2 separate regions of the Homo sapiens genome follow, and region 2 is linked to region 1. A link is an interaction called in ENCODE POLR2A ChIA-PET data of the cell type or tissue named here. Cell type or tissue: PC-9. All regions are shown on one strand. Links, peaks and the distances in the headings refer to the core of each region. The heading gives the core; the rest is flanking DNA.

The links. Peaks named below come from ENCODE experiments on the same cell type or tissue, not always from the same donor. Only the 100,000 strongest peaks of a DNase experiment are listed, where the experiment ranks them.
Region 2: POLR2A ChIA-PET joins it to region 1 with 5 read pairs; 2 of 35 experiments call an interaction of 5 or more read pairs at or near these places.

The regions. Positions count from the first base shown.
Region 1 is chr2:10,114,694-10,117,510 of GRCh38, reverse strand. No RefSeq gene overlaps it. Among named protein-coding and RNA genes, the nearest start is that of RRM2, 6.6 kb to the left of the region's middle. In PC-9, for the core only: no CTCF peak of the experiment used is centred there; a DNase peak (open chromatin) is centred at 1,220.
Region 2 is chr2:9,633,558-9,636,374 of GRCh38, reverse strand. No RefSeq gene overlaps it. Among named protein-coding and RNA genes, the nearest start is that of YWHAQ, 4.0 kb to the right of the region's middle. In PC-9, for the core only: no CTCF peak of the experiment used is centred there; no DNase peak of the experiment used is centred there.

The DNA of each region.
Region 1 (2,817 bases), core at 98-2,597:
ATGCTTATTTAAAAATTCCTAGTCTGGCCAGGCGCAGTGGCTCACGCCTGTAATCCCAGCACTTTGGGAGGCCGAGGTGGGCAGATCACAAAGTCAGGAGATTGAGACCATCCTGGCTAACACGGTGAAACCCCGTCTCTACTAAAAATACAAAAAAATTAGCCGGGCGTGGCAGCAGGCGCCTGTGGTCCCAGCTACTCGGGAGGCTGTGGCAGGATAATGGCGAGAATCCGGGAGGCGGAGCTTGCCAAGATTGCACCACTGCACTCCAGCCTGGGCAACAGAGTGAGACTCTGTCTCAAAATAAATAAATAAATAAATAAATAATAAAAAATAAAAATTCCTAGTGTCTGCCACATCTTTTTTTTTTTTTTAAAAGAAACAGGGTCTTGGCCAGGCACAGTGGCTCACGCCTGTAATCCCAACACTTTCGGAGGCCGAGGCGGGCGGATCACCTGAGGTCAGGAGTTCCAGAACAGCCTGACCAACATGGAGAAACCCCGTCTCTACTAAAAAAATTACAAAATTAGCCACGTGTGGTGGCACATGCCTGTAATCCTAGCTACTTGGGAGGCTGAGGCAGGAGAATTGCTTGAACCCGGGAGGCGGAAGTTGCGGTGAGCCAAGATCGTGCCATTGCACTCCAGCCTGGGCAACAAGAGCAAAACTCCATCTGAAAAAAAAAAAGAAACAGGGTCTTGCTCTGTCACCTGGTCTGGAGTGCAGTGGTGCAATAATGGCTCACTACAACCTTCAACTCCTGGATTTAAGCAATCCTCCCACCTCAGCCTCCCAAGTAGCTAGGACTGCAGGTGCACACCACCACGCCCGGCTCATTTTCTTTTATTATAGAGACAGGGTCTCACTATGGGTCCCAGGCTGGTCTTGAACTCTTGGCCTTAAGTGATCCTCTAGCCTCAGCCTCCCAAAACGCTGACATTACAGGCCTAAGCCACTGTGCCTGGGCTTTGTCCATTTATTGATTGGGTCATTTATCACTTTCTTATTGATTTATAGGGGCTTTATATGATTTGGACAGTATTTCTTTCTATTATATATGTTGCAGTTTTAGTTTCCTAATATTCCATTTATGTCTTTTTTTTTCTTTTTTAAAAAAGTATTAAGCTTTATTTTGAGGTAGTTTAAGACACACAGAAGTTGCAAAAATGGTAAAGTTACTCATCCAGGTTACTCAATATCTTACATAACCATAGTACATTGTCAAAATCAGGAAGTTGACAGTAATTAAATTACTAACCTTGTTTGGATTTCACTGGTTTCTACATGCAGTCATGTATAGGTGTATGTGTACATGGTTCTTTGAAATTTTATCACGTGTAGATTTGAATAACCATCACCAAATCAGGATACAGAACTGTTCCATCACCACAAAGAAGATCCCTGTGTTGCTCCTAATTGTTAACACCCTAGCCTTAACTCCCGGCAACCACTAATCTGGTCTCTATCACTGTAATTTGTCTTAGATAATATTCTATAAATGGAATCATATAATGTGGAACCCTTTGAGATTAACTGGCTTTTTTTAACTAGAAATAATGCCCTTGAGATTCATCCAAGTTGTTGAATGTATCAACAGTTTCTTCCTGTTTATTGCTGAGTAGTGTGCATTTCCTTGGATGGCTGTTCACCTGGTGTGGGACATCTGTGTATTTTGCTTTCTTGTTTTATTTACTTTTTTTGAGTTGGGATCTCACTACGTTGCCCAGGCTGGACTCGAACTCGTGGGTTCAAGTGATCCTCCCACCTCAGCCTCCCAAGTAGCTGTGATCACACATGCATGTCACCAGGCCCTTGCTCACATCTTGCTTTCTAACTAATTAATTTCTTTGCTTATCCCCTCTCAAATATTGGTTGGGTTTACTTCTTTTTTTTTTCTTTTTTTTTGAGACAGAGTCTCTCTGTCGCCCAGGCTGGAGTGTAGTGGCGCCATCTTGGCTCACTGCAACTTCCACCTCCTGGGTTCAAGCAATTCTCCTGCCTCAGCCTCCCGAGTAGCTGGGATTAAAGGCACCCACCACCATACCCAGCTAATTTTTGTATTTTTAATAGAGAAGGAATTCCACCATGTTGGCCAGGTTGGTCTCAAACTCCTGACCTTCAGTGATACACGTGCCTCAGCTTCCCAAAGTGCTGGGATTACAGGCAAGAGCCACCGCACCCGGCCGCTGTTACATTTTCTTTTGAGTACGGTTTTGGCAAATCCCACAGGTTTTAATGGATAGTGATCTCACTTTTGCATTTTTTAAATAGTCTGAGATGTGGGTTTTGATTTCCTTTATTACCTAGATCTGGTTTATTTAGAATGTTAAAACTTTTCATCTCCATGTGCTTTGATTTTCATTTTGAATATCTTTTCATTCAGATTACATTGTTAGAATCATTAGATGAATTTTAGGAGAACTGACATCTTTATGATATTGAGTCTTCTAATCCATGGCCACGGTATATCCCTCCATTTATTTATGTTGTCCTTAATTTTTTTCAGTACTTTTTTTTGTAGCTTCCTATATAGCGGTCTTGCACATTTAAAAAATTTTTCTCCTGGATATTTATTATTTCTTATTCTATGATAAGTAGTATCATTTAACTTTTTTATTTTCTAAATTTATGCACTGATATATATAGACATTGTTTTTCATATTATTAACCTTAAATCCTACAACCTTGATCAATTTGTAATTAATTTGGTTTATCTGTGGACTCCTTTATGTTTTCTTCATTCACAGTCATGGTGCCTGTAAAGAATGACAGTTTTACGTCTTCCTATCCAATCTTTATGCTCATTTTTATTTTACT
Region 2 (2,817 bases), core at 175-2,674, 480 kb after region 1:
TCCCACTGGGAGGTAGCAGTCTGATGGTGGCAGTGGGAGAGGAGGGGAACCATGTAGACAATTAAAGGGAACAGACAAGGGACAAGAAGGCACCTCTTTCGCTGCTGGATGTGTCGAGCGTAAAAACAGAGCCTTCCGTATGAAAATAAAATCAGTTGCTGACTCAGGGGTAGATACATATTCATCCACCCACCAACCTCAAATAACTAAACATTGTTCCCAGGCCAGCAAACACTGGAGCTTCTGTCTTCCATTGCAGGTAGCACAGATTCTTGTTTGTTGTAGTAGAAGATAAAAATCAGACAGACCTGTTTTTAAGTCTTTACTCTAAAGTTTACCAATTGGGATAGGTAATTGAACCTCTCTGAGCATCAGTTTAGTCAGCCAGTGGGAACTATAATACCTAAGTTTACCCAGCTGTTGAGCGTTCACCGAATACAAGATAACAAACAAACAATCAAACAAACAAACCCTTACCCTCAAGAGGCTCATGGTCTGGTAAGGGAGAGAAGAGAGACTGATATGTTGCAGACATACATTAAAAGCTATTAAAAGATATCCATATCTGGCCAGGCGTGGTGGCTAACGCCTGTATTCCCAGCCACTTTGGGAAGTCAAGGTGGGCAGATCACCTGAGGTCAGGGGTTCAAGACCAGCCTGACCAACATGGTGAAACCCCATCTCTACCAAAAATACAAAAATTAGCCAGGCGTGGTGGCATGTGCCTGTAGTCCCAGCTACTTAGGAGGCTGAGGCAGAAGAATTGCTTGAACCCGGGAAGTAAAGGTTGCAGTGAGCCGAGATGATGCCACTGCACTCCAGCCTGGGCAACAGAGTGAGGCTCCATTTAAAAAAAAAAAAAAAAGATATCTATATCATTTGTTGGGTAAAAAAAAAAAAGGTTACTAAATGCATTCAACAGAATACACACATGTATTTATATGTATGTGTACGTGTGTAGAGAGAGAGATTTATTATAAGGAATCTGCTCACACAGTTATGGATGCTGGCAAGTTCAAAACCTGCAGGCCAGCAGGCTGTAGACCCAGGAGAGCTCACGTTCCCTCTCTAGTTCTAAAGGCATCTATGGGGGACCCAGGAAGGGCCGGCGCTTCGGATGGAGTCTGAAGGCAGTCTGCTGGAGAATTCCCTCTTGCTCAAATAAGGATGCTCTTTGTGTGTTCTTTTCAGGTTTCTGATTTGATGAGGCCCACCCACATTAGGGAGTGCAAACTGCTTATTCAAAGTCTACCGATTTAGGCCAGGCACAGTGGCCCATGCCTGTAATCCTAGCACTTTGGGAGGCCGAGGCAGGTGGATCACTTGAGGTCAGGAGTTCAAGACCAGCCTGGCCAACGTGATGAAACCCTGTCTCTACTAAAAATACAAAAATTATCCAGGTGTGGTGGTTCACGCCTATAATTCCAGCCACTCGGGAGGCTGAGGCAGGAGAATCGCTTGAACCAGGGAGGTGGAGGCTGCAGTGAGCCAAGATCACACCACTGCACTCCAGCCTGGGTGACAGAGCGAGACTCTGTCTCAAAAAACAAAACCAAAAAAAACACCACCAACAACAAAGCCCACCGATTTAAATGTTACACCCTCAAAGAAACACCCAGAATAGTGTTTGACTAAGTATCTGGGCATTGTGACCCACCAAGTTGACACATGCAACTAACCATCACCCTGAACAAAGTGAATCAAGTTTCAAACTAAGGAATATGTAGAAAAACTTTCTTGACCAGGCTCCCTTGATTTCCCTGCCTGTGTGTGACTCTACGAAACCTCATTTAGCACCCACAGGCCAGAGTTGGGGGGCAACTTTCTCTGCCCACTGCACAGAAGCACCAATAATAATTATATGAAGAGTTTGGGTGAAAAGTCCCACTCAGATGTTTGCTTGTCACTAAACTAGCTGCCATATGGCAGGAAAGGAAGAAGTTTCTGGTGATCCACTGGTCTGAGCAAATAAATCACTGAAACGATTTATGAGAGTGAGCTTAACCTGAAGGACTCATTCATTCTGAAATGTACATGGAATGTAGCCATTCTGTAGACCATTAACTGCACTAATTACAACAATGATTCAAGAGATAAGCTTTCACTAAACATTTAATAAAGTTCTAAGGCTCCTTGCAGCAGGATAGCATCCTGCCAGCGCCGTACCCCACCTCCAAGCAGAGGGAAAGAAGGAAAGAAGAAAACACTACTTATGGAACACTTGCTATATGCTCAGCATTTCCCTATGTGACAGCTCATCTAATCTCCAAACAACTCTTTGATGTAGCGATGATGATGATGATTTTTGAGACAGGGTCTCACTCTGTTGCCTAGGCTGGAGTGCAGTGGTGCAATCATGGCTCATGCCAGCCTCGACCTTCTGGCCTCAGGCGATCCTCCCATGTTCAGCCTCCCGGGTAGCTGGGACTACACGCATACGCCATCACACCCAGCTAATTTTTATGTTTTTTGTAGAGACAGGTTTTTGACATGTTGCCTACACTGGTCTGGAACTCTTGGGCTCAAGCAATCCACCCACCCCGACCTCCCAAAGTGTTGGGATTACAGACATGAGCCACTGTGCCCAGCTGGGATTATTTTTATAGATTACAGGTAGAGAGAATTGAGTTTCAGAGAAGATCAAGGTATCCAAGGTCAAATCACATATAAATAGCAGGGCTGAATTTAGGGTCTTCTGGCTCCATGTTAATGTGCTCCTTTTTGTTCCAGGAGCTTCTTCATACCAGGTAACTTAGAAAAAATAATAAGAACTTCATAAATAAAGTAATAATTTCTCAGTACTCCCTTTGCTAGCTG